2 separate regions of the Homo sapiens genome follow, and region 2 is linked to region 1. A link is a loop called in an ENCODE intact Hi-C map of the cell type or tissue named here. Cell type or tissue: PC-9. All regions are shown on one strand. Links, peaks and the distances in the headings refer to the core of each region. The heading gives the core; the rest is flanking DNA.

Evidence for each region. Hi-C counts contacts between places; a loop is a spot of excess contacts. Peaks named below come from ENCODE experiments on the same cell type or tissue, not always from the same donor. Only the 100,000 strongest peaks of a DNase experiment are listed, where the experiment ranks them.
Region 2: a loop joins it to region 1, with 6 times the contacts of the local background. A loop is called at or near these places in 2 of 110 quality-filtered maps.

What each region holds. Positions count from the first base shown.
Region 1 is chr14:103,198,288-103,214,598 of GRCh38, forward strand. It overlaps LOC124903391, which reads right to left and starts at 10,583. Exons shown (of 2, transcript XM_047432044.1): 1 at 8,661-10,583. The coding sequence starts at 9,730. The coding sequence ends at 8,804. In PC-9, for the core only: CTCF peaks have their summits at 10,891 and 11,096; DNase peaks (open chromatin) are centred at 7,884, 8,884, 9,704, 10,294 and 1 weaker place; H3K4me3 peaks cover 4,614 bases; H3K27ac peaks cover 4,337 bases.
Region 2 is chr14:103,137,730-103,154,040 of GRCh38, forward strand. It overlaps the pseudogene NDUFB4P11 and the pseudogene RPL21P12. Among named protein-coding and RNA genes, the nearest start is that of TNFAIP2, 22 kb to the left of the region's middle. RefSeq lists enhancers at 2,588-2,637, 2,668-2,717. In PC-9, for the core only: CTCF peaks have their summits at 2,411, 2,643, 3,646 (motif pointing left) and 3,846; DNase peaks (open chromatin) are centred at 3,202, 3,602, 6,072, 6,552 and 2 weaker places; H3K4me3 peaks cover 308 bases; H3K27ac peaks cover 3,513 bases.

The DNA.
Region 1 (16,311 bases), core at 4,269-12,268:
CTGACCATCAGTACTTAACTCAACCCCAGCCCTCTCCTCTCCCTGGAGGTCAGGTAGGACTGAAGGTTCCAGCCCTCCAATCACATGGGGGCCTCCTCTGCAGCCCCCAGCCTGCAGCTACCTAGGGGCTTCAGCCACCAGTCCTCTTGTTAACAGAAATTCAGCTATGGCTGAAAGGGGCGTGTTATAAATGTTAATGTAAAAACTAAACTCTGTAGAATGTTTTGCAGGGATTTATTCTGAGCCAATATGAGTGACCACAGCCAGGAGCAAACACAAACCCAGGAAGCTTTGAGTAACTGTCCCAAGGTAGTCGGATTACAGTTTGGTTTAACACATTTCAGGGAGGCAGGAGTTACCGGCGAAGACATAAATCAACACATGGAAGGTATAGGTTGGCACAGCCTGGAAAGGCAGGATATTTTCAAGCGGTGTCAGGGTGGGGATGTTATAAGGCACAGGAGCATTCGGAGATTCTTTAATTTGCAGTTGGCTGAAGGAACAAAACTTTGTCTAAAAACAGAGTTAGCAGAAAGGAATGTTTAAGGTAAGATGAGGATGCTGTGTCAGAGTCAGCCACCGTATACCAGGTCAAAAATGACCTAGTTAGCAAGATTGATGGCCTGCAGGAGTGACCTCATCCTTGTTTTGCAAGACCTTCGGTCCTGTTTGTAATTTGGTCTGTTATTGCACAAACAGTCTGCTCTTCGAATCTTATGATCTCTGTTTTAACATTAGCACTAGTCGGTTCTATCTAAACTGCAAAAGGGAGAGGTTTGAAGGAGGTCCGTCCCCTCCTGGCAGGAAACTCAGTTTTTAGTTTCTCTGGGGTCTCCTTGGCCAAGAAGAGGTCTGTTCAGTCAGTTGAGGGGCTTGGGATTTTACATTTAGTTTACGTGAATATCAAAAGATGCTCTTCTCATCCCTATCATTCAGGAAATTCCAAGGGTTTTAGATGCTCTTGGGTCAGGAGCCAGAATGAAGACCAAATATGTGATTTCTTTTCTGGGAAGTATTTATACACTCCTCCCTCGGTATCTGTAAACCATTGGTTGCAGAACCTCCCATAGTTACCAAAATCCACAGATGCTCACGTCTGGTAAAAGAAAAACTTTAGGCCGGGCGTGGTGGCTCATGCCTGTAATCCCAGCATTTTGGGAGGCTGAGGCTGGCGGATCACAAGGTCAGGAGTTCAACCTGGCCAAGAGACCAGCCTGGCCAATATGGTGAAACCCTGTCTCTACTAAAAATACAAAAATTAACCGGGCATGGTTGCGGGTGCCTGTAATCCCAGCTACTTGGGAGGCTGAGGCAGGAGAATTGCTTGAACCCAGGAGGCGGAGGTTGCAGTGAGCCAAAGATTGTGCCATTGCACTCCAGCCTGGTTGACAGAGTGAGACTCTGACTCAAAAAAGAAAAGAAAAGAAAAGAAAAACTTTAGGTAAATTAAATTTAAAAAGAAAAACTTTAGGCAAATTAAATTTATCAGTATAGGCTGGGCACAGTGGCTCATGCCTGTAATCCCAGTAATTTGGGAGGCTGAGGCGGGTGGATCACTTGAGGCCAGGAGTTTGAGACCAGCCTGGGCAACACAGTGAAACCCACAGTGAAACTCTACTAAAAATACAAAAAAAAAAACTTAGCTGGGCACAGTGGTGCATGCCTGTAATCCCAGCTACTTGGGAGCCTGAGGCACGAGACTCACTTGAGCCTGGGAGGCTGTTATCTTTGTTTTAAACTATAAACTATGAACTAAGTTTCTCCCAAAGTTAGTTCAGCCTACACCCAGGAATGAATAAGGATAGCTTGGAGGTTGGAGGCAAGATGGAGTCCTTTAAGTTGGACCTCTTTCATTGGCTCAGTCATAATTTTGCAAAGGCGGTTTCAATATTTGCATATAACCTATATACATCCTCCTGTATGCTTTATTTTATTTTTCGACACAGAGTCTCACTCTGTTACCCAGGCTGGAGTGCAGTGGCGCAATCTCGGCTCACTGCAGCCTCCGCCTCCTGGGTTCAAGCGACTCTTCAAGCTACTTCAGCCTCCCGAGTAGCTAGGATTACAGGCATGCACCACCAGGCCTGGCTAATTTTTGTATTTTTAGTAGAGACAGGGTTTCACCATGTTGGCCAGGCTGGTCTCGAACTCCTGACCTCAAGTGATCCACCCACCTCAGCCTCCCAAAGTGCTGGGATTACAGGCGTGAGCCACCACGCCCAGCCCCTCCTGTACACTTTAAATAACCTCTAGATTACTTATGGTACCTAATACATTGTAAATGCTATGGAAATACTTGTTATATTGTTTAGGGAATAATGACAAGGAAAAAAATCTCTGTACATGTTCAGCACAATTTTTTTCTACGTACTTTATCTTTTCTTTTCTTTTTTTTTTGGAGACAGGGTGTCTCTCTGTGGCCCAGGCTGAAGTGCAGTGGTGTGATCACAGCTTACTGTAGCCTGGAACACTTGGACTCAAGCAATCCTCCCGTGTCAGCCTCCTGAGTAGCTGGGACTACAGACATGCGCCACCACACCCAGCTAATTTTTAAATTATTTGTATAGATGGAGTTGCTATGTTGGCCAGGCTAGAGGTTTTTCAAATATTTTCCATCCTTGATTGGTTGAATCCACAAATGTGGAACCCATGGATATAGAGGGTCAACTAGTTATTTTTATATATTATAGTTATATATTAAAAAGAGAAAAAACTTGACTGAAGAGAAACCCCTGACTTCGGTGGCTCAGGAAGTTTACTGCTCCCCCACCCCACCTAATTCTTCTGTAAAACCTTCCAGCTCAATCTTCAGGAAATCCCCCCTCCCCACTATCCCCCTGATGAAGTGGCATCGCTGTCTGGAGTAAATACCCAGGGTTCATTGTCTCACGCCAAGAAGATTAAGGACATGGACATACATGAGGAGTGAGCTTAGGAGCAGAGGTTTAATCGGCAAAAGAAAGAGAAAGGAGAGCAGCTCTCTCTCTCTCTTGCAAGAGAGAGGGGGCTCCAAAAGGGAAAAGCTGGCCTGCAGGGACAGCAGCAGATTTTATAGTCCAGCTTGAGGAGCAGTGTATGATTCACGAAGGGCCCACAGATTGGTTCAACCAGGTGTGACATTTACATAGCATGTGGGGAAGGCTGGTCTCCCCACCCTAATCTTATTATGCAAATGGGCTTTCCACTTGGCCAACACCATCTTGCCTGCTTCTTACTGTACACCTGGCTGGCAAAGAGAAGGGAAGATACAGCCAACATTTTGATCATGCCTAGTTCCAGGTAGCCTTTTCCTATCGGCACAACTGCTGGCATTCACCCGTGCAAGCTTCCAGCTTGCTTGTCTATGTCTGCAGCTCGATTTTACAGGCTGCCCCTTGTTACAAAAGAAAATGATTTGGGGGCTTCTTTTCATTAAAAGGAAAACCTTACTGAGAACTTCTTTATCCTTACTATTTGCCTAAATAATTTCTTTTTAACCATATATCACTACCATGGCTTTCTGCAGGGTGTCCCCTATTGTGCTGGGAGGGCACATGGGTGGTGGAGAAGGTAGAAGCTATCAATTCTTGGAGAGGAAGGTGGGATTCAGGCCACCTGGGGGCTGTGGGGAGGGGAATGAGGCCTAAAAGATGCCGAAGTTTGCAGGAGGAGAGCAGGCTACCGCCCACATGGGGCTGTTTGTACTCTACAGGACTACGGAGGAGGGAAGCTTGGAAACGTGGCCAGTGCAGGGGAAAGTCAGATGATGTGGATGTTCCTGGGAACATCCCTCATCTGGTGACTGCTGGGAATGCTGACGTCTTGGAAAAATGTGCTCTGAGTGGTCTTCACAGTGGGCAGGCTCAGTGTACCTGGGCCTCCCAAAACGCCAGCTCTGAGACCCCTCCTGAGCAAGGACCCCTGGGTGGATTAAGCCTCAAGTATAGATTTCTTATGGTATCACAGCATGACACCTATCAATAGGTGTTTTAATTATTTATTTTTACTTTTTATGTATTTTTGTTTTTGAGACAGAGTCTCACTCTGTGGCCCAGGCTGGAGTGCAGTAGTGCCATCTCAGTTCACTTCAACCTCCATCTACCGGGCTCAGGTGACTCTCCTACCTCAGCCTCCCAAGTGAGTAGTTGGGACTACAGTCACAGGCTACTATGCTCAGCTAATTTTTCGTTTTCTTCTTTTTTTGAGATGGAGTCTCACTCTTGTTGCCCAGGCGGGAGTGCAGTGGTGCAATCTCCGCTCACTGCATCCTTGACCTCCAGGGAACAAGGAATCCTCCCACTGAAGCAGCTGGGGTATAAACCCAGGGTTCGTTGTCTCATGCCAGGAAAATTTAGGACATGGACACACCCAAGGAGTTTAGGAACGAGGTTTAACAGGCAGAAAAGAGAAAGAAAAGCAGCTCTATTGAGAGAGAGGGGTCTTCCAAGCAGAAAGACCAGCTGATGGCAGATGCGCCAGATTTTATAGTCCAGTTTGAGGAGGTGGTGTCTGATTTACATATGGCTCACAGATTGGTCTGATCAGGTGGGACATTTACACAGCCTTTGGGAAAGGCTGGTCGCCCCACCCTAATCTTATTATGCAAATGAACTTTCCCCTTTGCCGATGCCATCTTGTCTGTTCCTTACTGTACACATGGCTGGCAGGCAAGGGAAGATGGAGCTGCCATCTTGAACATGTCTATCCCCTAGTTCCTGCCTGCATTCACCCGTGCAAGCTCCCAGCTTGCCTGTCCATGTCTGGAGCTCAACTTTATGGGCTGCTCTTTTTTAGAAAATGATTTGGGGCTGCTTTTCATTAAAAAGAAAAGCCTAATGGGGGACTCCCATACCCTATCTGCCTAAGTGATTTGTTCTTAACTCCTATATCACCACCTCAGCCTCCCAAGTAGCTGGGACTACAGGTATGTGCCACTGCATCCAGCTACTTTTTGTATCATTTAAAAAATTGGGCCAGGCACAGTGGCTCATGCCTGTAATCCCAGCACTTTGGGAGGCTGAAGCGAGTATATCACTTGAGCTCAGGAGTTCGAGACCAGTCTGGCCAACATGGTGAAACCCTGTCTCTACTAAAAATACAAAATTTAGCCAGTGTGGTGGCACATGCCTATAATCCCAGTTATTCAAGAGGCTGAGGCAGGAGAATCGCTTGAACTCAGGAGGCAGAGGTTGCAGTGAGCCAAGATTGTGCCACTGCACTCCAGCCTGGGTGACACAGTGAGACTCTGTCTCTAAATAAATAAATAAATATTGATTTCTAGTTTTGTTACCTTGCAGTCTGAGAAATAAATCTTATTTCTCTTTTTAGAAATCAAGTTGTCTGTTATGTCCAATATACTGAGAAATAAAAATGATATCCTAAGCCCCAAGCAACTGAACAGACCTCCCCATCCTGGTCAAGGGGACCCCAGAGAAACCTTGAGTGCCAGGCCATGACAGGATGGGAGGTCAGACACGCCTGGTTCTGCCCTCTCCCTCTCTAACTGCCTTGAGGGTTTCTTCCCTGAGGGCTGAACAAAAACCACTGTGGTTCCAACCGGCCCTGACACTGGCCCTCCCTTTCACAGTTCTGACAAAACAACCGATCAGCATTCCTTCCTGATAAGAGACCACCAACCTCAGAGTGCTTGTGGCCAGTCTACAAAGGATGCGCAGGGAGGGTTATTGTGTCCTCTGCTTCGTCTTTTGTCATCAGGTAGCTGAAAACTCCACTCTCAGATCAGGCCAACACTGCCATTTTTTGTACATGCAACAGACTTATGAAGGGACATGAAGCTCAACTTGGCATGTGCATGTTTCTCCTTTCGTGAATATTCACAGCTCCTCCTGTAGCTTATTCAATATGTATATTCAGTCACCCAGCTCAGCATATATTTCTGTTCCCTTTGCCCCTCCCTCGAAGTGTTTGTTTCTGGCTTCCACCTGGAGGCTGTGCTTCCCAGCCTATTGGATTGCCACCCTGCAGGATGCAACACTTTATGAGAAATAAGGCTGTCCTTTCTTCATCATCCTTCAGCTGACAGTATAATCGAGATTCCATATTGAGGATGTTCTATGCATTATTTATAGAAAAGTACATTCTGCAACAGCCACAAGCACCACTCTTTGGGGAGGCAGGAAGTTCAAGCTCAGCTAGTATTGGGGCCCTGCCCCTTGAGAGTTGTGTTGGACTGAGGAAAGTTCAGTGATACCCCATGCACAGGGAGAGGGAAAGTGTGACAGCCCCACTCTCAGCTCAGGCAGGGAGGTCCCCTGAAGTCCTGAGGCATCTGATTCAGCACCAGGCAGAGGGTGGCAGAGTTCACTCTGGAAGACAACCCCAGAACTTGTGGCCCAGCCCCCACTGTCCCACAACCTGCCCCTTCACCCTTGAAATCAAGAACTAGCAAGAAGGCTGGGTGAAGTGCCCCAGCATGGTGGCTCACGCCTGTAATCACAGCACTTTGGAAGGCTGAGGTGGGAGTATCACTTGAGGCTAGAAGTAGGAGACCAGCATGAGCAACATAGCAAGACCCCATCTCTACAAAATTTAAAGAATGTAGCTGTAGTCCCAGCTACAGGCTGCGGTTGTTGTGGGAATCAGGAGACTGGAGAGACAGGTAGGTGGGACATGAGAATTTTATTGAGTGCACTCAGACCCAGTGGATTAACATCCAAAAACTGGGCCCAGAACAAAGACAGCACTTGACTCATATACACACCTTTGAACGGGAGTGGGCTAGTTTGAAACAAGCTTACAGTGGCATGAAAGCAAGGATACAGAGACAGAACATAGGCAGTTAATCAAATTGTGACAGGTGCATAACCCAGGGTTACATGTAATTCTTGCTATGCAGTCCAGATGGCTGTTATCTAGGCTTGCTTAAAAGAGCCTTGCACAGGCTTATCTCATAACCTTCGCTATGGGGCCCAGAAGGCCGCAGCCCAGGCCTGCTCAGGCATGTTGTATAACCTTCACTGTGCTGCTTAGATAAAACAGAATACTTGAAGTTTCTAGTTACAGAAAACAAGAATCTATAAATTCATAAAACTTGCAGAGCAAGGTACAATCACATGGAGGGGGTTGGGGTTCGAGGGGGAACTTTTTCTTATCCTTATGTTGAGGGAGTGCTGGGAGAGTCTCCAGAGCACACTCCTTTGAGCCTCTGCTTCTTTGATGATGTTATCAAGACTTCGTCTGGGTCTGGGCTTTGTCTGTTACTGCCTTTGGGATGAGTCAGCCTAATATAGAAAGCTTATTTTTCTCTTTTTAAAATTTTATTATTCTTTCTTTCCTTAATTTCCTGCCTCACAGTGAGCTATGATCACACCACTGCACTCCAGCCTGGGTGACACAGCAAGGCCCTGTCCAAAAAAAAAAAAAAAAAAAAATCTGTGAAGTGAGAAAGATGAAGGCCCATGGGAGGAAGGGGGTGGGGAGGCCAGAACCTGAGGACCTTCTTTTTAAGTAGGGTGGCCCCAAGCTGGCTTTGCCCGGCTTCCCAGGTTCATGCCCACTGTCACGTGAATGGGCACTCTCTCACTTCCGAAGGTGACCAGGTTTGGATGGTGAGTTTTGTCATCACTCTGCTCTTAGGCCATGGTGTGAAGTCATGACTTTATCAAGTAGAGAGGGCTTAAGTGGAGGAGGGATGGGTGATTTACATTTTATAAAGTGCCCCGGGGGCTGGAGGGAGCTAGAGTGAAGGCCTGGGTATGAGCGACTCCAGGGGGACAGGGAGGGGAGTACCCGTCACTTAGGACCTCAGTCTGAAGTTCCCTGGCAGGTGTCCCCTTCACCTGCCCTTGAGCCTGGGGGCCTCCCTGCCTGGAGAGGCCCCAGCAACCCAGCCAAGCCTGACCTTGAGCAAGGCCTGGAGGCTGGATCTGAAATGGAGAAATTCCAGCATTTCTCAGGTTGGCCAAGAAGAGATCAGGTTACCTTCTGGTCCAAAGACAGAAAGGGCTCCCTTTGGAAGGGGGAGCAGAGCCACAGCCTGATCTAGGGACCCAGCTGGTGGTCAGGCCCAGTATGGGTGACAGGCCAAGCAGGCCTGGCAGTTCCCTGGGCCACCCTTGAGCCAGGCCTGGGACCAGGAGCTGGCGGGGCTGACCCGGCACCAGGACCCCCAGGAGCAAAGGCAGGGCCCAGACAAGAGGAGTGCAGGAGGTAAGGGACTTGGAGCGTGCCAGGCCTAGACTCCCGGGATCCCTGTCTCGGTGGCAGTGTGGCAGGCCAGGTCTCACTAACGCAGGCCTCCATTACAACTGTCCCAGCACTGACTGAGTAGCTAGATTAAACATTAAAAGCTGATAGAGCCAGTGCCCTTATACAAAGGCTGGAAAGTAACAAAGAGCCCACCGAGAGTTTTGCCTAGGCCTTCCCTGGGCCTTAAAGCAGGACAAAATAACAAATTAATTCTTATCAGGACCCTTTTAGGGTTAAACGAGTTTTTTTGTGGGTCTGAAGAAGCTCCCCACGCCTCCAGAAACAAGTTTATTGAGGGTCTGAAGGCACTCCCCAAACCTCCTGATTTAGCAGGAGACAAGATAAAGGTAATCCCCCCAGCATCTGGACCCATTTAGATTCAGTAACCTTATTGAGGCTCCAGAGGAAGGTCTTCAGGACTCACAGATGACCGTAAGTTCATCACTAATGTCTTCAGATGCATGCACACTTACACGTAGACATACCGCTTAGAAGGTATGTAAGTTCTGGAAAACTGTAATTTTGAGTTGGTCCGGTGATCATTTCCAGGCCTTTCTCCCTGTAACCAGTTGCAGAAAATAAAAACGCTCTTCCTCCTCAGTTCATCTGCATCTCGTCATTGGGCCCCGAGAAATAGCCGCCCCACTCTCAGTTTGGTCCGAGAACAGCGCGACAGTGGAGTTGGAGCCGCCCCGGGCGGGATTAAGCCGGGTGGAAGCAAGTCCAGGAGACGCCCGCCCCTCCCCCGCGCCACAGGACTCGCCAGCCCCGCCACGCCCTGACCCCTCGTCTCTCCTCCCCTCCCCTCCTCCTCTTTTCTCCTCTCTTGCCCTCCCCCATCCCCTCCCTCCTCTCCCCTCCCTGCCCCTGCCCGGACAGTCCTGGTACGCCGTTCCCTGCGCTCCCAGGCCCCTTCCCCTTCCTCCTTCCCCTCCCCTTCCTCCCTCTCCTCCCCTCCCCGCCGCGTCCCGGACACTGCGGGCTGGTCCCGCGCCCCGCCAGGGCTGCCGGGGTGTGCTGCTGGGGAGCGTGACGTGGGCAGGACCACGCTGGACACGCAGTTCGCGTGCGGCCGCTCCCCGAGCAGTGCGCGGCGTGGGCGGAGGAGCGGCTCCGCGAGGAGATCGAGGCAAACGCGGCGCCCGCGCTGCTGGAAATCGTGGACGCGGCGGACGCCGAGCACCTGGTCACGCTCCAGGACCTGGACATCCGCCACGGCGACGGCTTCGCGGTGCTCCGGGGCGTGTGCAGCGAGGCCTCGTTCCCGGCCGTGAGGCCGCTGCGCGAGCGCCTGCGCGGGCTGTGGGAACCCGGGGCCGTCCTGCTGGTGCTGGTGGGCACCCAGGCCGACCGGGACTCCGAGCGCCAGGTGCTGATGGCGCGGGCCCGCGAGGGGCCCTGCCCGTTCCCGGGGGTCACGGCCAAGATCCAGCGGAGGATGGACCAGGTGTTCACGCTGGCGGTGCGCGAGACGGAGGCCCTGATCCCGCCCGAGGTGCCTCCCCGCCAATGCCCAGCACACGAGGCTGTCGGAAAGGTTCATTGGCTAATTTGCCACAGTTGGTTTTCAATATGTCCATCCCTTTTCCTGATTTCCAGAGCTCAGTATTTCTACCCAGTGCCTATTTATTTATTTATTTATTTATTGAGACAGAGTCTCACTCTGTCGCCCAGGCTGGAGTGCAGTGGCGCAGTGTCGGCTCACTGCAACCTCTGCCTCCCGGGTTCAAGCGATTCTCCTGCCTCAGCCTCCCGAGTAGCTGGGATTACAGGCGCCTGCTACCAGACGCAGCTGATTTTTGTATTTTAAGTACAGCTGGGGTTTCATCATGTTGGTCAGGCTGGTCTCAAACTCCTGACCTCGTGATCCGCCCGCCTCAGCCTCCTAAAGTGCTGGGATTACAGGCGTGAGCCACCTTGTCCGGCCCTGAAGCTTATAGTTTTTAATATTCTATAATTCCTGAAGTTTTCATAGTCTGCCTCTTTGCTTCTTATTTTTCAGGAAACAAGTTAGTAACTGAGGGGAAAAGCACCACGATCTCCCGGTGCGTTGTTTGCAAGAGTGCTTCAGCAGTCAGTGTCTTTCTTGTTGTTTGCCAGATAAAGATATTTTGTCTGCATATCTGCATAGCTTAACAGTAACTCAGGTGCTGACGTAGAAGTAAAGCATGTGAGAATGCTTTTGGATCATACACTTTTCACATAATAACAAATTTTTCTCGAATTGGTTTAACAGTATCGTTTTATGCTTTTTAAAATGTATCTTTGATATGAGTTGTTTGTCATTTGCACAAGTTAATGATTTTACCTCCCCAGCTGCAACATATTTTTCAAATTTAGGAACCCAACTTAACCATCTGAACATCCTTCTTAAAAAAAATAAAGAAGAAAGCTCACAACTATGCCTGTGATCTGAACTAGTTGATTTTGTTAACGGAATGTTATTTATATAGTGATGGTTAGAGAAGGCTCTGGTCATTTCTATTTATATTGTATGTGATGTTTTACTAGAAAAACAAGTTTTACCTTAACATGAAAAAAATACATTTTAGAACCTAATGGCAAGTTCACCTCCGAAGAGGGCTAGGCGGGGACTGTACCCTGGGTTTTATCTCTTCCTCTCCCTCCTAGGACAGGTTGGGGGTTGGGATGCTTACTTTTGAAGCTGGAAACCCGGCTGACTCACTCCCCTCCTGACCTCTGTCTTCTGGGGTCCCTCCTGGCAAAGCCCTTATTCATCTCTCTAAGGGGGCATATCAAATGTGGGGAGGGGCCAGTGATGGGTGGGGAGCATCTTCCTGGTCTCAGCTGTCGTTGTCCAGAGCTGCCCCCTCCTCCTGCTGGAGCAGAGGAGAAACACAAGTTTGTTCACTGTCTGGATTGGGCTGTGCAGAGAAAGCCCAGGGAGAAGAAACAGCCTCCTGTTCCCACCACCACGACAGCAGAGAGCTGGGCCCCCATGACTGCAAGCTGGGAATTCCCTTAGCCCCCACCCCAACAGTCCTGCCCTTCTGACTCTCCACCTGCTTGTGCTGAGGAGGGCCTCTGGAGAGGTTTTGTGTCCTTGGATCCCAGTCCTTCTGGATATCAGGCCTCGATCCAAGAAAACATTCCCAAATAGCCGTTTCTGCCCTTAGATTCCCTGGAGGAACTCAGACACTCCCACTCAGATTCAAGTTTTCAGCTTAGAGTGCAGTGGGTTTCTGGCTGACTAGTCAATGTCAGGGATGGCCAGAGCCACATGGCCAGCTCCTGTGACCTTGCTTTCTGAGTGAGCATGGACGCACACAGGCACACATGAAATTAAAGCCCTACATGCTGGATTGTCCTGCTTTTCCTGTGTGTCAAATTTCTAGACTTTGTATGTCACACACACATTGTCTCAGTCCCTCCAGAGGCAAGGAAGGCTGCAAGAACTCCAAAGTGAACTTGCCAGCATCGAATACAACCACCTGTCAGAGCGCTCGGGGACCTGGAGGCCCCATTCACAGCCGATGGACCTGTGGAGCAGGGGCAGGCTGACTTGTGAGCTTGCGGGTGGGCAAACCTCAAGCCCTCCGCTGTTCTCTCCTCCTGGCTGTGGGCTCTGTCTGCTCAGCACCACCAAGGAACGCCAGGCCAGGAATGAAAGTCAAGGAGGCTGCGACATTAATGACCCACAGTACGGGTGAGTCTTCTGCCTCTCCCAGTTATCCACAGACTTCTGACCAATGTATTTGGTTTCTATTTGTATTATTCAGATTGCTGCTGATACTGAGAACTCATGGGGAGGGTTTAAAATTACATGTGTTTTCCTTTTCTGTGAAATGTATGCTCCTTTTGCCAGCTTTGAAAATTTTGTGAACCACATTAACAACCCGTCTATAAAATAACGGGGGAAAAGGAGAGAAAGAAGATAGTTTCTATGTGTACACATCCACATAACAAGGAAGAAACTGCTCATGGCTGCTACAGTCCTTGTCTCTGAAACTGATCATGAGGCCATGGTTGATTTTTATCACTTATTTATTTATTTATTTTTGAGACAGAGTCTCGCTGTGTCACCCAGGCTGGAAGGGTGCGATCTCGACTCCCTGCAATCTCCACCTCCAGGGTTCAAGCGATTCTGGTGCCTCAGCCTCCCAAGTAGCTGGGATTACAGGCGTGCGTCACCATGCCTGGCTAATTTTTGTATTTTTAGTAGAGACGGGGTTTTGCCATGTTGGCCAGGCTGGTCTTGAACTCCTCCTGACCTCAAGTGATCTACCTACCTTGACCTCCCAAAGTGCTGGGATTACAGGCATGAGCCACCACACCCGGCCCATAGTTGATTTTTTTTTTTTTTTTTTTTTTTGAGACGGAATCTCGTTCTGTCACCCAGGCTGGAGTGCAGTGGCACCATCTCAGCTCACTGCAAGCTCCGCCTCCCAGGTTCACGCCATTCTCCTGCCTCAGCCTCCCCAGTAGCTGGGACTACAGGCGCCCACCACCATGCCCGGCTAATTTTTTTGTATTTTTAGTAGAGACAGGGTTTCACTGTGTTAGCCAGGATGGTCTCGATCTCCTGACCTGGTGTTCCACCCTCCTCAGCCTCCCAAAGTGCTGGAATTACAGGCGTGAGCCACCGTGCCCGGCCCATAGTTGATTATTAAATTGTGTAGTATAAGCACACATAACATAAAACTTACCATCTTAATCTTTTTTTTTTTTTTTGAGATGGAGCCTGGCTCTGTCGTCCAGGCTGGAGTGCAATGGCACGAGCTCGGCTCACTGCAACCTCTGCCTCCCGGGTTCAAGCAATTCTCCCTGCCTCGGTCTCCCGAGTAGCTGGGATTACAGGCATCCGCCACCACGCCCAGCTAATTTTTGTATTTTTTAGTACAGATGGGGTTTCGCCATGTTGGCCAGGCTGGTCTTGAACTCCTGACTTCAGGTGATCCGCCCGCTTCAGCCTCCCAAAGTGCTGGGATTACAGGTGTGAGCCACCGCACCCGGCCACATTGTTCTTTTTCAAGGTTACTTTGGCTACTCGAGGTCCCTTGAGAGTCCATATGAATTCTAGGATGGATTTTCTATTTCTGCAAAAACTGCCATTGGGCTCTTTGATAAGAATTGCCTTGAATCTGTAGATTGCTTTGGGTAGTATTGACATCTTAACAATATTAAGCATTTCAATCCATGAACATGAGATGTCTTTCATTTATTTGTGTCTTCCTTAGTTTCTTTCAGCAATGTTTCATAATTTCCAGTGTACAAGTCTTTTGCCTCTTGGTTAAGTTTATTCTTAGGTATTTTATTATATTCAATGCTATTGTAAATAGAATTGTTTTCTTAATTTCCTTTTCAGGTTGTTCATTGTTAGTGTATAGAAATGCAACTGATCAGCTGGGCACGGTGGCTCACGCCTGTAATCCCAGCACTTTGGGAGGCCGAGGTGGGTGGATCACCTGAGGTCAGGAGTTTGAGACCAGGCTGGCCAACATGGTGAAACCCCATCTCTACTAAAAATACAAAAATTAGCCAGGTGTGGTGGTGGACGCCTGTAATCCCAGCTACTCCAGAGGCTGAGGCAGGAGAATTGCTTGAACCCAGGAGACAGAGGTTGCAGTGAGCTGAGATTGCCCCACTGCACTCCAGCCTGGGTGACAGAGCGAGACTCCATCTCAAAAAAAAAAAAAATCTGATTTTTGTGTGTTGATTTTTGTATTCTGCAACTTTTCTGGATTTATTAGTTCTAACAGGATTTTTTGGTAGCGTCTTTAGGGTTTTGTACATATAAGATCATGTCATCTGTGAACAGAGATAATTTTACTCCTTCCTTTCTGATGTGGACACTTTTTATTTCTTTTTCTTGACTAATTGCTGTGGTTATTATTTTCAATATATGTTGAACACAAGTGGCAAGAATGACTGAGGATCTTTGTCCTGATCCTAAGCTTAGAAGAAAAACTTTGTCTTTCACCATTGAGTATGATTGTTAACTATGGACTTTTCGTATATGGACTCCATTATGTTGAGGTAGTTGCATTCTAGTCCTATCTTGTTAAATGTTTTTATCATGAAAGGGTATGATTTTTTTTCAAATGCATTTTTCTGCATCAATTGAGATGATCATGTTTCTTTTCCCTTCATTCAGGTAATGTGGGGCATTATATTGGTTGATTTTCTTATGTCGAACCATTCTTGCATTTCAGGAATAATCCCACTTGGTCATGATGTATGATCCTTTGAATGGGCCGTTGAATTGTTTGCTAGTATTTGATTTTTAGATTTTTCTTCTTTCATTCCATGTTTTCTTTGCCCTCAGCCAGGCCCTGGTTGGTTGGGGTTCTTCATCTAGTAGTATGACCCAAATGTTCATTCATGAAAGATCTGAACTTTCAGTAGGGTTCTGCCATTTTTTTGTTGGCGTTGTTTGTGATAACCTTTTACTGTTGGAATGGGAGTACCAGGAGGTGCCTCAAACAACGTACTGAGTCACTAAGTATAATAGTGAAACAAACCAATTCCCCTCTATCACCCCTTAACTCCCAAACTCCTATATTCTGGCTGTGGGAAAAACACCACCATATATTAATCACTGAATAAAGATTATATCAAAACCGTAAGATGGGGGCCTATCCATTCAGGGTGGTATCTCCCAACTGGTGCTAAGATAAGTCTTTGGTAGCCCATCCAACCATTCTATCAGGCCAGCTGCTCTTGGGTGATTGAACAAAAAGCAGGATCATTGAATTCCATGGCCATGAGCCTAATGCTTCACCTCTTTTGCAATGAAATCAATTCCTTGATCAAAGAAATGTTTTATGGGATATGATGAAGGTCCACAGGGCATTCTATAATTCTGTGGATGGTGGTGCTGGCAAAAGCATTACACGTAGAGACAGCAAATCTATATCCAGAATAAATTCCAGTGAGGACAAATTGCTTTTCCTTCCGTGATGGAAGGGATCTAATGTAATCAAGTTTCCACCAAGTGGCTAATTATTCTCCCAGGAAATGATGCCATATATCAGGGTCTCTGTTATTGGTTAAATATTCAACAGTGAAGATAACCAGGTCGGACTTGTGAGGCAAAGTCCATGCTGAGGCCATGCACAGCCTCTTCCCTGCCTCCTTGGTCACTCTGTACACAGGCCCATTGAGCAACCATTCTGATGGCTGGGGAAAGAGGCTGACTGCAATGCACAGAAAAGACTGTCTTGCCCACCTGATTATTGACAGCCCCCTCTAGAAGATGCTTTTGGATGAGCATTCACATGTGACAAGGTACCCTCAAAGTCTGCCTATCCAGAGAGGTCCGTCCTTTCCCAGACCACCTCAATACCAATCTCCCAACCTGATTTCTTCCAAGTCTCTGATGATCTAGCCAAACCATTAGCCTCTATACTAGTCCATAAGCCAGTATAGAGCCATACTTCTGGCCATCTTCCAGTCCAGGCAAAGTATAACAAACAAATGCGGCACATGAAGTAATGACATGACAACTGAGAGGACTCTCCTTTACCACTGTTCTTTTTTTTTTTTTTTTTTTTTTTGAGACAGAGTCTCGCTCTGTTGCCCAGGCTGGAGTACAGTGGTGCAGTCTCAGCTCACTGCAACCTCTGCCTCCCGGGTTCAAGTGATTCTCCTGCCTCAGCCTCCCGAGTAGTTGGGACTATAGGCACATGCCACTATGCCTAGCTAATTTTTGTATTTTTAGTAGAGACGGGGTTTCACCTTGTTGGCCAGGCTGGTTTCGAACTCCTGACCTCAGGTGATCTGCCTGCCTCGGCCTCACAAAGTGCTGGGATTACAGGCATGCGCCACTGCACCTGGCCACCACTCTTCTTTAGGGCCACCCTGAGTGGGACTGGAGTGCTGTAGCCACCTACTTCTGGACCATCTCTAAGCCAGGATGAGATTTTCCCCCCTCAATCAACTGGTCATAAAGACCTCCCTGTGTGGACATCAGTTTGGGTTGTAGGAGAGGAGACAGTGCAGAGTGGGGAGGGGGAGACGCTGTCTATCAGTGCATTTTGACAACTGCATTCGCTACATGGTCTACCGTCAAAGCCGCTGAAGACAAGAGTTTGGTCACATGTTTTCCTGTGGCAGTGCAGGGCTCACCAGCCTCCCAGCCTGCAGAGATAGCTTCTTGCTGCC
Region 2 (16,311 bases), core at 2,408-10,407, 62 kb before region 1:
GGGCTTCCTCCACCGTCCTTTACTGAGGAAGAGGGTGGGGTGGACACGGGGCAGCCATTTCAACCGCATGCACGGGACACAGAGTGGGAACTGACTCTTACCATGCTGGCATTGACCTGAAAGCTACAGCTGTGGACACAGGAGGTCTGGTTTGTATTCAGAGACGGGCTCAGCTGCCACGGAAGGGTGGGCCTCTCCGCAGCCAATCTGGCCTGGAATTTGGGAAGGAGCAGAGTCCCTGGAAGGGAAGAAGGGTACCTTGATGAACGTTGCACAGAGGCCGGGGAGGGCCCCAAGGGGAGCCGTGTGCACCTGAAGAGGGGTGTGGGCTTCAGCAGGGCCTGGGACAGCCCGGAGCTGGGGGTGGGGGAGGGCAGGCCCTTTCTCCTGAGTTCCATTCTTGGGGCCAAAGCGGATGGCATGAGGCCACCGTGCAGTGAGAGAAAGGAGGGAGACGAGGGCCAGGGGCAGTGCGGCTTGGCACGGAGACCCTCTGCCCGGCTCCTGGACCCGCCGGTCCATGTGGCTGCGAGGTCCTGGCCTGGTTGAGCCACGTGGGGAGCGTGGGCCTTGGGCGGGCGAGTTCCCGTTCCTCTCCTCGGAGCACAGGGTCAGGGGGAAGTGGGGGCAGCGCGACTCTCCCCTGCATGGCCCCCTGACCCTGGGCAAACGTGGGGAGAGATGGCGCCTGAGCCCCGATGGAAGCTGTCAGTGGGCCCTGGCACACATTCTCCCACGGGGGCGGACTTAGGTCCCAAAGTGACCCCCAGCCTCGCGGCGGCCAGGGCGGGCCGAGTCGTCGGAGCGCGGCGGGACCTGGGGCCAGGTGGACCCCCCTCCCCGGGCTGCGTCCACCCCTGGCAGAGGGGCGGGCTCCGGGCGCGAGGCCCCAGGCGAGGAGGAAGAGGGTGCGGGCGGCGCCTTGGAGGTTCCTGCTGTTCCTGCTTTTCGGGGCGGGGGCCTTCCGGGTCACTGTCCCGCCAGCTGTTGGATCTGCACCAGTAACTTCTCCAGGAAAATCCCCCGGAGAGGAGGATCTGCCCGGCGGAGGGGAGCGAGTCCCCCAGCGCGGGGACAGGGCGGGCGGAGCGGGGCCTGGGCCAGGCCTGGTGCCTTTGTGCAAGGACGGGCCCCGGGCTGCCCAGGCTCCTGTGAGCAGGGGTGGAGCGGGGAGGCCGCAGCCCCCGCGGAACACCGGGCGCCCCCGGCCTCCAGCAGTGGGAAGCAGCCCGGGGGCTGACGCTCCCTGCAGGAGCCAGGAGCAAGCAAACAAGCAGCTTGAGTGCAGGCGCGGGGACGGGCCGGGGGTGCCTGCGGGTGAAAGGGCGGCTCAAAGGGACAGTCGCTGGAGGCCCGGTCTTGAGGAGGTGCCTGGAGCAGACCCGGGCTGGGCGCTGCGGGGGAGGGAGGAGGTTGCGGAGGCCGGCGGGCGGGAACGGGGAGGAATTCCAGGTTTCAGGCAAAGAAAGACGGCAGGACTGGGGAAAAGGGATCCTGGACAGGAGACTCCGCAGGAGGAAGGAGGGGGCCGGTAAGTGGGCTCCTTCCAGCTGGGGAGCGGGGCTGGAAGGGGCTGGAGACGCGAGTTTCAACTCATGGGATTTATGGCTTGGAAAGACCCCTCTGCCCTTCGGGGGCGCTGGGGTCCCCAGGGGAGAGATGAGGGCGGCAGCGAGGGCCCCCTCGTGCAGTGAGATGGAGCGAGCTCTCGGTGGGCTGAGGGAAAGAGCAGCCCAGGGGCTTCTAAGAGACCGGGAGGGAACCAGGCTGCTTCCAGGGACAGGGAGGGCCTGGGAGGGGAGAAAGGGCTGAGGAAGCGCTTGGTCAAGTTCAGGGGGAGAGGTCCCTCCGCACTCGCAGTTGTGCCCTGTGTCACCACGATGTTGTTCCCAAAGTATTCTTCTGGTGTTTTTTTTATTTTTATTTTTTCCTTCTTTTCACAGGTGTTGACCCAAAGTATTTTCTCTCATGCCTGGCCACTCTGCCCTGGACCCTCAACCCAGCCGAATATGACACATCTCCAGAAACCCAGCAGGCGCAAGCCGCAGGGTTGGCCTTAAAATCCTGCTTAAACAGGAGACCCTGGAGGCCTGCTTCAGTGCCACCAGCCTAACCGCCAGGGCTCATCAAAGACGCTGCCCAGATGCATTGAACGTAAGCAAGATCAGCAAAGGTTTATCTCAACTTCAGACTCACTCCCAGAAACTCACTCTTGGGAGCTCTCTGTGGAATTGGGCCCCCCTTCTTCTGGTATTATGTTTTCAAAACTGACAGGGATATGAAAGAAAAACTTATCCAGGAAAGAAAATTGGGTTGAACATTTAACATCTCATTTAAGTCTTGCAATAATGGCTATATGTATTTTTGCTAAATAAATCTTCTATTAATCTTTTTTTTTTTTAAAGTTTGAGATGTCTGCAGAATGGGCATGTGGTTCATTAGAGTGACCAATACCCCGGTGAGTGACAACACTTTGTGTGCGAGGCTGCCGGCCGCCAGGCCCTCTCTCTCGCTCACTGCTTTGGGGGCATCATTTTGCACAGCCCCTGTGGAGGGTGATTTGGGCTTCCGGGTCAGGCTGACAAATGCAGGAACCTGTGAGGCAGCCATTCTCCTTCCAGGAATGTACCTTATCCATGCTCTACCAGCTATGCAAAGCAACTTGAGTGCCAGACTAGTCACTTCAGTTACAGTAGCAACATACTGGAAACTCCCTAAATGCCCATCGGCAGACACCAGGGAAATCACTGCAGTGCACCCAAACAATGGAGTACTATGTGGCGGTGAAAAAGAATGAGGAAGTTCTCTCTGTTCTCATGTTGACATTCAGGACACATAACGTTAAGTGGAAAAAAGCACAGTGCAGAGCAGAGTTTGTGGTGTGTGTGTGTGTGTCTGAGAGAGAGAGAGAGAGAGAGAGAGAGAGGTGAACAGGGTTGGATGGGGACAGAAGTTAGGAAGGAGGTATTTGGCCGTATAGCTTGTAAATTTTCATTATGAGGCATGTGAATGTGTTATATTATTAGCATTTTATAACTGAACATTTAACTGAGAAAATGAAAGTGGTGTTGCTGGAGATGGGAGGAGAGAGGAGGAAAATACTTTAGTGTCTCAGGGGTAGGCTCAACCAGCCATGTCCAGCGCCTCTTTGAAGTGGGTTCATCAGCAACCTGTGACTTGGCGTGAAGCCAAGTTCAGCGCTGAGGTGCAGACTGTAATCACAGGGCTGAGTTTAACCAAGACTCTGGTTTTGTCAGGCGATCACTATGGAGGATGATAGCTGAGCCGTGGGAGGGGCTTGCCAGGGAGAAGTCATACCGATGGGCGATACCCATACTGACTGCTGCTATACCCAGCAGTCCCTGGTCGCCCCCAGAACTCCCATCCTCTGACCCTGTGCTGCCTTGCAGCCCCTCAGCCCCCCATGCATGCCCCCCATGCATGCCCCCACCATCCCTGCAGTGAGACCCCGCAGCCTCCTGAGATGCCAGGTAAGCCATGCACAGCCAGGTGCTGTGCCTCAGAACTTGCTGCAAAGCTACTTATGCAAGGCGGGGGAAGCCGTCCTGGGAGGCTGTGCAGGTGAGCAGCCAATAAACAAGTGAAAAGAAACCCCCCTCCCTCCTTGTTTGTCTCTCCAGCGCCCTCTACTGACAGTGCACAGCACCGTGCCAGCAGGAGAGAGGGAAAAGTTCCAGAATCCCCAAGTAGGGCAGTGAAAGATGGGCTTGGGTCAGAGGCAGTAGATGGATAGCAGGCAGTTGCTTTCCATATGCACCCTTTTACACACGTTTAACCTTTTCTAAAAATTCCAGTAAATGCAATACATGTATCCTTCCCACAAGTGAAGATGCACTCACGCTGTCTCCAAAATGAGGAGACAGTGAGGACAAGGTGCCAATGGTTACTGTAGCCACTGTTGGCTCTGTTAATTACACCACAAATTCAACCACAGTCCACTGAATATCTTGTTACCTGAAGACTGAATGGTAACACTAACCTCCAAAAAATTGTGTGTACAATACAGATGCCAGCGAGAGAAAACAGGAAAATGGTTGGCATGTGGAAACAAACACGTGAAAACAAGCAAAGGAAACTAAGCAAAACTACTACACTCCTTGCTTCCGTGACAGTTGGGAGCCGAGGCTTGAAGTCCATGGTTCCTTCTCCCATCACTCATCCTGGATTTTCCCCTCCCTCAGCCGGGACCTCAGCTAGTTGGTGATCTTTACTTGATGAAACAACTAAAACTTTCATTTCAGAAGGTTCTGAGTCCTCAATTTTCCTGCCTTTCTATGGCTGGGGTAGTTTTCCATGAACCTTTTCTATTGGCCATGGAAATAGTCAGAAGTGCCGCAGAGAATGAATGCCCTGATTTCCAGACATAGTAGCAGCTGCCTGGTCTCCCAGGAGAATCAGAACCTATCACTGCAGTCAAGAGAGCAATCATTTTTTAGGTCTTTTGGTGTCATGACAGAATGAGCCCCAGATGGCCAGGTGGCGGCATCATCTTTCAATTTAATGAAACCATTGCTGTGTCTCCTGGTTGAAGGATGTTCCTCTCCGGGACTAAGACCTTCACATTAGCAGAGCTCAAAGTTGCTGCGACAGGAAGCAAAAATCCTGCCAGCTGGTTGTTATTGGGGGTAATAGTAAGTGGATCCCCCTCATATCAACTGGTTGCATGGAGTTCTAATCGGGGAAGAGGAGTCAGGCTGGGGGGAGCAGGGAAAGCAAAACAAACAAACAAAAAACAGATAAGCTATAAGCCTGCCTTTCTACATGGCCCAGGACACACAGAGCCCTCCTAAGCAAATAACTCACAATCTTCCTGTGCCCATCTTATCGCCAGATCCTCAGCCGATAGACAAGTGTCAGTTAGCTCGCTGCAACCTGGGCATTATCAGCACTGCGCGTGGCCCTCTCCAGCACAAGCACCATCCTATAAAATCCCCCACAAGTCTTTGTCTCCTTGTAGTCAGCTCCCCTTTTGCTGATCTGCCCATTGCTTTCTTGCAATGTATTTTCCTGTGTTCTCTAATAAGCCTGCCTGTCTTTACCTACAACTCTCTTGGTAAATTCCTTTATTGCATGCGCCACTGGTCCTAGTTAGTCACTACCTGTGACAGCTTGGTTTCTGGAGCCATGCATTTTGGCTATAAGGGAAGTAGAACCATGTGGTGGCCCCTGATTCAAAGCGTATATGGAATCCTGTAAAATAGAGTCCATCTTTCCTGGGTATTGCCACTCAGTCTTTTGCTGAGGCTAGCTCCTTCTGGGTGATAGAATAAGCAGTAAGATCAGTGAATTCCACGGCCACGAGCCACTGTGGCATTTCCTTGGTGGTGAAATGGGTTCCTTGGTCAGAAGCAGCCCTGCATGGAAGCCATGATGGTGAAAGGCATCACGTGAGGCTACAAGCAGCAGTGCTGCAGAAACACTCTGGGTAAGGGAGGCAAAGTGTGTCCCTTCCAGGAAGGTGAGTCTGTGTCCCCTCCATGATGGAAGAGACCAGGACCCACCTGCTACCAGATGCTGGCTGCTCTCTGTGGGGGAAGGTGCCATCAGGCACTCAGTGCTGCTCTCTGGGGTTGTGAGAGGGGGCTGCCAGCAGTGAGATTAGTCAGACCAGCCTGGAGAGATGAGCCCGTGTTGCTGGGCCCATGCGTAGCCTCCATCTTGGTCACCATAAATACATTGTTTGTGGGTTCATTGAAAAAGCGCTGGTGTGGCTAGGGAATTGTGTCCCCCCAAATTCATCTTAAAATCGTAACTCCCAATGTGGCCCTACTTGGAGCTAGAGTGTTCACAGAGGTAATCAAGTTAGAATGAGGTCATTGGGTGGCTCTAATCCAATACGACTGGTGTCCTAAAAAGGGGAAATTTGGAGACAGACACAGGGAGAATGCAGTGTGAGGATGGAGACAGATCAGGGTGCTGCTCCTGTCAGAGGCATTCGAACCAGAGTGACTCCATCTTGAATAGGGGCTGGGAAAAATGAGGCTGGGGCCTGCTGGGCTACATTCCCAGGAACTTAGGCATTGTTAGTCGCAAGAGTTTACGGTTGAGGGAGCAGATTAATAATGTTTACTAACAGACCTGGAATGTCCTGATGTCCCAATATCTTGAGAACGCAAGCATTCCTAGTTTAAGACGTTTTGTTTTAAAGATAATATCGATTCTTGTGAAAGATGGTAATTACAAAGATTAATCCTCTATCACAAACCCTTGTAGTAAAGCACATCTCCTATGATTTTCGTATCTTAAACAGGCATTGTACTTAGGCTGGGCTTGGTCCTCCTTTTACTTTAAGGAATGCCCTTCTCTGTCTATAGTCATTCTTTTTTTTTTTTTTCTTAAAAAATATATGTATATATTTTGGGGGCTCTATTTTACAGGATAATATATATATGTATGTATCTTTTGTATATATATTTGTGTTACAGGCCGAAAGAATGAGGGTGGTGATCAGTTCAGTATACCACTGGAGGCTCTATGAGTAAACAGCAAACTGTTTCTCATAAATGCGGAATGTTGGCAAACTGACAAACTGTGTCTGCCACCCAGAAGGGATGCTGAGGGCAGTCACTCCCCAAACGCAGTGTTTCTTGAGATTAGGTACATCTGAAGCCTGTTAGTAATAACATGAACCTGTTATCAATTAGCAGCCGACCAGTCATTACCTCCTCCTCCCTGCTCTTGCTACCCAATAAATATGAAGGGCTATGGAAGCTCAGGGGCTGCCTTTGTCCACTAGAAGCAGGGAGCTCTCTTCATCCTTCCCTGGACAGTTCCTTTCAAACAGTTTCTTTTGTCTTCAGTTTTCATTTCTACGTTTGTCTCTTCGTTCAGTCTTGTAATGACGGTCTCAAGTAGTAAAAGTAGTAATTGTTGTGGGGATGATCTCAAGTAGTAACCGTGGCAGTCAGCCACATATTTGTATATATATATTTACAGGATACAAATTATATATATATATATTTTAAGACAGAGTCTCACTCTGTTGCTCAGGCTTGAGTGCAGTGGCACAATCCTGACTCACTGCAACCTTTGCCTCCCAGGTTCAAGCAATTCTTGTGCCTCCGCCTCCCGAGTAGCTGGGATTACAGGCACACACCACCACACCCGGCTAATTTTTGTATTTTTAGTAGAGATGGGGTTTCACCATGTTGACCAGGCTGGTCTTGAACTCCTGACCTCAGGTGATCTGTCTGCCTTGGTTTCCCAAAGTGTTGGGATTACAGGCGTGAGCCACTGGTCCTTGTCAAAAATATATATATATATAATATATATTTTATATTTTATGTTTTATATATATAAATATAAAATATATATATTTTATATTTTATGTTTTATATATATAAATATAAAATATATATTTTATATTTTATGTTTTATATATATATATATAAATATAAAACAGGCGTGAGCCACTGGGCCTGGCCAAAATATATATATATATTTTATAGAGACAGGGTCTTACTATGTTGTCCAGGGTAGTCTCAAACTCCTGGGCTCAAGCAGTCCTCCTGCCTTAGCCTCCCAACATGCTGGGATTACAGGCATGAGCCACCATGCCCATCCAGGAGTAGCTATTCTTTCATTCCTTTACTCTCTTAATAAACCTGCAGCTAGGTGTGGTGGCTCACACCTGTAGTCCCAGCACTTTGGAAGGTCGAGGCGGGCAGATCGCGTGAGTCCAGGAGTTTGAGACCAGCCTGGGCAACATGGTGAAACCCTGTCTCTGTGAAAAATTTAAAAAATTAGCCAAGCATGGTGGTGTGCACCTGTAGTTTCAGCGGAGGTGGGAGGATCACCTGAGCCTGGGAGGTGGAGGTTGCATTGAGCCAAGATCACGCCACTGCACTCCAGCCTGGGTGACAGAGTGAGACCCCATCTCAAAAGATAAAATACATAGAATAAAACAAACTTGCTTTCACTTTGCACTGTGGAATTGCCTCTAATTCTGTCTCGTGTGAGATCTGAGAACGCTCTCTTGGGGTCTGCATTGGGGCCCCTTTCCAGTAACACTTCTACAAGCCAAGAAAGGCCAGAGATTGACAGAAAACTCCCACAGCTGGGAGACGGGCTGGGATGGAGTCTCCCTCACTTCCTCAGAAGGAGGCAATTCTGCTGACACCTTGACCCCAGACTTCTAACTTCCAGAACTGGGAGATGGCACGTTTTTAGGGCCTAAGCACCCGCAGCTTGCGGCACTTTGTTGCAGCATTCCTAGGAAACACACAGGGTCTGGCTGATGACTTCACAGAACTTCCTTCTTTTACCTGATTCAGCCTCTTCTGAAGGGGACACCCTTTGCTGAGCATTTATATGATGCGCAAATGTTCCTGTAGTCTGTGTCCATCTCGAGAGGCTGACCGCATACTTCTTCCTCAGACATCCTTGTTACCAAACTTCCAATCCTTTTCTTCCAGGTCCCCGAACATCCAACCAAACTGTTAGCAGCTGTTTCTAAGTGGGCACGGATTTGTACCTCTGGGCATCTCTCTGTCTGCATGTAGTGGACAGCCGAGTGAATGGCTCAAACTGTGCGCCTAGGGAGGGTTCCTTCGCTACCGGGGCTCGGCCGGTGGAGCTGTAGTACTCATGTCTACTTTTGTGGGAACTGGCATAGCATGCCGAGCCCTCTGTCACCAGGCTCGAGTTTCTTCCTCAGCCAACTGGGTGTGAGGAGTACCCGGGGAGGCTGGAGGCATGGATGGGGAAGGGAGACAGGGCAGCAGGGGTAGGTGCTGAGGGAGTCTGGGCCACCTGCCTTCCCTGTGAAGTTCCCATGCCGTCTGGACCCACCCCAGCTTGCCTCTACTGCGTACATGGACTGAGAGGCCACCGCTGCAGATCCCACGCCTGGTGGCTGGGTGGGTCCAACCATGCCCGGCCCCTAATGGGAACTAGGCTGAATGATCACCTAATGACACAGGGGTGGGCGTTCAGACTCGAATCCCAGTAGAAAGCGAGAAGCAGTTTCTCAGAAGGAAACTAGTTATCTACAGAAGAGAGCACAGAATTGCTCCACAATTCTAGAGGTCCGGACTGCAATTTTCCCATTGGCGCTTGTCATGGATATGTTGAGCAGCAGTGGCTCACAGGGCTGGGCGGCACAGAGGCTTGTACGCATAGAGCAGCCCAGGCCTGCAGAACCTCCTCTTGCTCAGCCTCTTATGGAAACTGGCTGCCTTATGGGGCACTCGGGAGATGGGTCATGGTAACACACTAAAATGTGTTGGGCCAGCCTGGTGGCTGACACCTGTAATCCCAACACTTTGGGAGGCTTAGGCACAAGGATTGGTTGAGGCCAGAAGTTTGAGATCAACCTGGGCAACATAGTGAGACCCCCAAAAGCCCTTCCAAGCATTTGCCTCTTTCTTCATAGTAGGTAGTGGGAGGTGTAGCAACTTGCCTTCACCTTAGAGTGAATATTTCAAAATTCTCCAGCCCAAATAACCCCCAAGAAGCTTAGAAATCACAGGTCTCAAATTTGGGGGGATTTATCCCCCATCTTCTAGCTGACATATGTTTTATTAAAGCTTCTAGAGGATGTGCTATTTCTTATCAGATCCAATCAGCTTTATATCACCAATGCAGGGGGCCAGTGTAGTGGTGTGTGGAATGTTAAATAATAAAGATCAATTTGGCCAGGCGCAGTGGCTCACGCCTGTAATCCCAGCACTTTGGGAGGCCAAGGCGGGCAGATCACTTGAGATCAGGAGTTCGAGAACAGCCTGGCCAACATGGTGAAACCCTGTCTCTACTAAAATACAAAAATTAGCCAGGTATGGTGGCCCACGCCTGTAATCCCAGCTACTTGGGAGGCTGAGACAGGAGAATCGCTTGAACCCAGGAGGCGGAGGCTGTAGTGAGCCAAGATCCCGCCACTGCACTCCAGCCTGGGTGATAGAATGAGACTCCGTCTCTAAATAAATAAATAAAGATCAATTCATAGAGATGGAAAGTAGAATGGGGGTTGCCAAGGGTTGGGGACAATGGGGATTTATTGTATGATGGGTGCAGAGCTCCAGTTTTGCAAGGTGAAAGGAATTCTGAAGATGGATGGTGATGATGGTTGCACGACAATGTGAGTGTGCTGAATGCCACTGAAGTGTAGACCTAAAAATGGTGAAAATCGTGAGTTTTATGTTATGTATGTTTCACCACAATTTAATAAATAAATACAAAGTATAAAGGAAAAAAGGAACTGAAGCATGGATTAAAATAAAGGATTTTCATGTTGTTTGACTACATTTTAGAAAGCAGTGTGTTAGGATCTTGATACTGTAAGAATGGTTAAGATACTAGCAGCATGGGTACTGCCGGGAAAGGTTTTAGAAAGTCAGAATGCCTGCCTCAGCTGGGTGCAGTGGCTCACACCTGTAATCTCAGCACCTTGTTAGACCAAGGCAGGCAGGTTGGTTAAGTCCAGGAGTTCGAGACCAGCCTGGGAAACACAGTGAGATCTCATCTCTACAAAAAATTAGCCAGCATGGTGGTGTGTACCTGTAGTCCCAGCTACTTGGGAGGCTGAAATGGGAGGATCACTTGAGCCTGGGAAGTGGAGGCTGCAGTGAGCTGAGATGGTGCCACTGCACTCCAGCCTGGGTGGCAGAGTGAGACCCTGTCTCAATCAATCAATCAATCAATCAATCAATCAGTAAAAAGAATGCCTTCCTCAGACCTACTAGATCAGAGTCTGCAATTGTACAATCCCCAGGTGACTCATACAAATTAAATATTTATCTGAGCTTTTTTTGAAGTATAAGATACAAACAATAAAGCTTACTTAAATACAAAAATAAAAGATAACAAAGCCCTTTCAGCCGGAACCGCCGTTTTCCAGTAATTCGCCAAAATGACGAACACAAAGGGAAAGAGGAGAGGCACCCGATGTATGTTCTCCAGGCCTTGTGGAAAACATGGAATTTTTCCTTTGGCCACGTACATGCGAATGTATAAGAAAGGTGATACTGTAGACATCAAGGGAATGGGAACTGTTCAAAAAGGAAGCCGCACAAGTGTCACCATGGCAAAGCTGGAAGAGTCTACGATGTTCCCCAGCATGCTGTTGGCATTGCTGTAGACAAACAAGCTAAGGGCAAGATTCCTGCCAAGAGAACTAATGTGCGTATTGAGCACATGAAGCACTCTAAGAGCCGAGACAGCTTCCTGAGACGCGTGAAGGAAAATGATCAGAAAAAGAAAGAGGCCACAGAGAAAGGTACCTGGGCCGGGCACTGTGGCTCACGCCTGTAATCCCAGCACTTTGGGAGGCTGAGGCGGGTGGATCATCTGAGGTCAGGAGTTCGAGACCAGCCTGACCAACATGGTGAAAACTCGTCTCTACTAAAAATACAAAAAATTAGCCAGGCATGATGGCACGCACCTGTAATCCCATCTACTTGGGAGGCTGAGGCAGGAGAATCACTTGAACCTGGGAGGCGGAGGTTGCAGTGAGCTGAGATCACGCCATTGCACTCCAGCCTGGGCAACAAGAGTGAAACTCCATCTCAAAAAAAAAAAAAAAAAAAAAACAAAAAAAAGAGAAAGGTACCTGGGTTCAACTAAGCTCCAGGCTGCTCCACCCAAAGATGCACACTTTGTGAGAACCAACAGGAAGGAGCCCGAGCTGCTGGAACCTATTCCCTGTGAATTCATGGCATAATAGGTGTTAATAAAATAAAAGACCTCTGGACTGTAAAAAAAAAAAGATAACAAAGATACCTGTGGACTATATTATAGCAGAAGCCAGGATTCATGTAGTTAAGACACGAAGGTGTACTGTTGGCCCTGACAGGTAAAAGCAAATTGTTTTTGCAAATTAGTATGGAAAATAAGACATTAGCTAGGCCAATAGCTGCATACCAAGTGCCAGGGGCCAGGTGGATTTGCACCAGTAAAAGTGCTACGTCTGGGACAGCAGCCGCGAGTGCAGTCAACCACCTGATCACGTTTATTACAGGTCACAGTCATTCTCCAAGGTTTGTCCAGCATTTGCATGGGTTGAGCTGGTGGGTTCTACGGCATGGGAATGTAATAGATAGCCACATCTCTGCTTCTTTCAAGCCTTTAGTGGTGGCATTAATCTCTGCAATTGCCCAGAGATGCAGTCAAGGCCAGGATGAGAGGGAAGCTAGTGAGGTACCAGGGCACAAAATGGAAGGATGTCAGGATGATGCCAGAGCTGAGCCTGCACTACATTCTGTGCCCAAGATGCCTTACTATTTTTTTTTCTTTTTTCTTTTTTTTGAGACAGTCTCACTCTGTTTCCCAGGCTGGAGTGCAGTGATGCAATCATAGTTCACTGTAACTGCGGACTCCTGGGCTCAACAATCCTCCCTCCTCAAAGCTCCCTCCCGCCTGTAGCTAGGGCTACAGGCCTGTGCCTCATTGTCCAGCTAATTAAAAAAATTATTGTAGAAATGGGGTCTTGCCATATGGCCCTGGCTGGTCTCAAACTCCTGGCCTCAAACAATCCTCCTGTTTCGGCCTCCCAAAGCACTGGGATTACAGGTATGAGCCACCATGCCAGGCCTATATGTTACTGCTAAGGAGACCCTCACTCCAAGGCTGTGCAAGTGCAGTGCTGAAATTTAACACACGAATTCACCGTTGGTGGGACTGTAACCTAGAACAAACTTTACAGAAGGCATTTGATAGCTTATTTTAAAAAAATTAATTCCGGCTGGGCACGCCTGTAATCCCAGCACTTGGCGAGGCTGAGGCGGGTGGATCACGAGGTCAGGAGTTTGAGACCAGCCTGGCCAACCTGGTGAAACCCATCTCTACTAAAAATACAAAAATTAGCTGGGTGTGGTGGCGAGTGCCTGTAATCCCAGCCATTCGGGAGGCTGAGGCAGGAGAATCGTTTGAACCTGGGAGGCAGAGGTTGCAGTGAGCCGAGATTGCGCCATTGCGCTCTAGCCTGGGTGACAGGTAAGACTCCATCTCAAAAAAAAAAAAAAATTAATTCCAAGGTTTCAAATTGTCACTTCTCACAAATTTGTTTTTTTCTGTGAATTTTAAATTTTTGATTTACGTTTTTGCCAGAGTAGTACATCAACATAGTTTCAAAAATCAAATAACAGCTCTAGAACTTATATTACAATGTCCATCCTGCGCCCCCTGCCACCACCACCCCAGGCAGCCCCTTTCGCCTCTACCCGTGTCTCTGGTCCTTCTTGAGTTTTAGTTTTGAATGTTCTGTATTGAGTTGTTACTATGTAGGTCTTGAACAATTCTTTTAAAACATATTACCAGGTTTTTCATAGTTTTAGGCAATATTGTGAATCAGACCCTTTCCCCCTAAAAATTATCTAACTAGGTCCTCAGTGTAAAATGTAAACCTACTGAGTTTTTCATATTTGTATTATAATCAGTGACCTTTCCAGATTGTGATATTTGTTCTAAGAGGCTTTTGGTTTAGTCTCTGATTTTCTGGGTGAACAATCCTGTCATTTGGGGGATTATACATTCATATATGCACTGTGTCACGTCTGCATAAGACACATGTACCCTGTCTAATGGCACGTATAAGATGCGTATAAACTGCTGGTATGCAATCAATTGTTTGTTAGGGGTGCCAACAAATGACCTACCGAGGCACAACCTGAGAGAGGCAGGCAGGCGAAGATCAAATATAATCGTCATTCCTGAAAAAGCCACTGTGAAGAATGTGGCTGTCATCTGCAGCCCTCGGCTATGTGAGCACCACCAGCGACAGACAGATGATTTAACGCAGATGTGGGCAGCAGTGCTTCCCCCCTTGGAGACATAAGAAGGAGAAACACTGAATAAATGTAACAAGTTAAAGCACAGAGAAATGGGCTTAATACCTTCACCCATCTGCCAGTCAGGTGAGTTCTCCTTCGCCTGGGATAGGGGTTGGAAAGGGAGAGACAGACGAGGCCAGGTCACGGCTCTGGCGGATCCTACACAGGGACAAAGCATGCTGGCACCCCGCTCTGCCCATGGGCTTCGTCTCCACATGGCATCTTGGAGCAATTCCTGTTTTTCTTTCTGTCTCTCTTTTTTTTGTTTTTGAAAGCAGCTGACAGTACTCCATTGTTTGGGTGCACTGCAATCCTTTCCCTGGTGTCTGCTCCTGGGCATTTAGGGAGTTTCCAGTATTTTGCTACTACAATTGAAATGACTTAGCCCGGGACTGAAGTCAGTTTATGGGTTTTTTCTGTGTGTGAGTTTTGTGTTTTTGTTTGTTTGTTTGTTTTGTTTTTTGTTTGTTTGTTTTGAGTTGGAGTCTCGCTCTGTAGCCTAGGCTGGAGTGCAATGGTGCAATCTCAGCTCACTGCAACCTCCGCCCTCTGGGTTCAAGTGATTCTCCTGCCTCAGCCTCTTGAGTAGCTCGGACTACAGGCACCTGCCACCATGCCCGGCTAATTTTTGTATTTTTAGTAGAGACCGGGTTTCACCATGTTGGCCAGGCTGGTCTCGAACGAACTCCTGGCCTTAAGTGATCCGCCTGCCTTGGCCTCCCAAAGTGCTGGGATTACAGGAGTGAGCCACTGCACCCGGCCACTTTGCATAGCTGTTAGAGAATGAATAAGATACATTCTTGGAAGGGGAATGGCTGGCTGACAGGTTCCTGCATTTGTCAGCCTGATCCATGAGCCCAAATCACCCTCCACAGGGGCTGTGCAAAATGATGCCCCCAAAGCCGTGAGTGAGATGGCCTGGCGGCCGCCATTATAAATATTAACTATTCAACTAAGATCAGATGGTAGCTGGAGGTGGGGGAGCAGGGAAGGATGAGAGGGATGGGTCACCCAGGCGCATGGTGAATCCTTTGGTGGTGGTGGATATGCTCATTATGCTGATTGTTGTGATACTTTCGCAAGTATATACACATGTGCAAATTAATTAAACACATACTTTACATATGTGCAGTTTATTGCATGTCAGTTATATCTCAATAAAGTTGTTTAAAAATCATAAAACATTAGTTTTTTGGTCCCATCAGATTGTCAAAAAAATAAACAAACAGGGTGGCCGGGCACGGTGGCTCACGCCTGTAATCCCAGCACTTTGGGAGGCCAAGGTGGGCGGATCACGAGATCAGGAGATCGAGACCATCCTGCCTAACACGGTGAAACCCCGTCTCTACTAAAAGTACAAAAAATTAGCCGGGCGTGGTGGCGGGTGCTTGTAGTCCCAGCTACTCGGGAGGCTGAGTCAGGAAAATGGCGTGAACCCGGGAGGCGGAGCTTGCAGTGAGCGGAGTTCGTGCCGCTGCACTCCAGCTTGGGCGACAGAGCGAAACTCCATCTCAAAAAACAACAACAACAAAAAACCAAGCAAGGTAATTGCCTCTAGTCCTGGCAACTTGTAAGGAAGCCAGCTCCCTATCTGTGAAAGAATGAATTGGCATATGGAATTAACTTTTGAACTATTCATTTGAAAAGTGTTTCTGTTCTTTGCGGAAGAAAAATTATATTGCTCGTCCTTCAGCTGTTATAACTAAGATCCTATTAATGCATTTCATTTTTGACTGGGTAAAACCGAATTCCATGGGTTTGCTTTTTGCTTCTCAGGTAACTAATGAATTTTCAGATCCTCTCCTTAAAAATGAAAATGTGCATTAACAAAAAAAAATCTAAGAGAGGGTTAAAGATTTCTCCTTTCCCCTGAAACCGTGGAGGAGAGATATTCCAAATGATAAAGGTTGATCACAGAATTTGATTGGATAAGGTGTGGAATTAAGACCATTTACAAGAGTATAAATCTTGTTTTCCTATAGGAAATTAGAACTTGTGTGAAACTTTGTAACTGTTATCAGCTTTCCAATCTCTTGATTACCATGAACTGTTATTGAAACAGAAGAGCCTTGCAGTGTTTCTAAGGCTTTAGAGTCTGAGGCCATGGTTTTTGAAAATAACTTCAAATAAAAACCTGGAATTCTGGCTGGGGGCGGTGGCTCTCACCTGTAATCACAGCACTTTGGGAGGCCAAGGCGGGTGGATCACCTGAGGTCAGGAGTTTGAGAAACCCTGAACTCCTTTAGTAGAGAAACCCCGTCTCTACTAAAAATACAAAATTAGCCGGGTGTGGTGGCAGACGCCTGTAATCCCAGCTACTCGGGAGGCTGAGACAGGAGAATCGCTTGAACCCGGAAGGCAGAGGCTGCAGTGAGCCAAGATCACACCATGGCACTCCAGCCTGGGCAAGACAGAACAAGATTTTGTCTCAAAACAAACAAACAAACAAACAAATCCTGGGATTCTGCTTGATTGTCTTGATAACCTGCTGCCTTAGTAGCCCTGTTATAATCACATTTCTGGATTC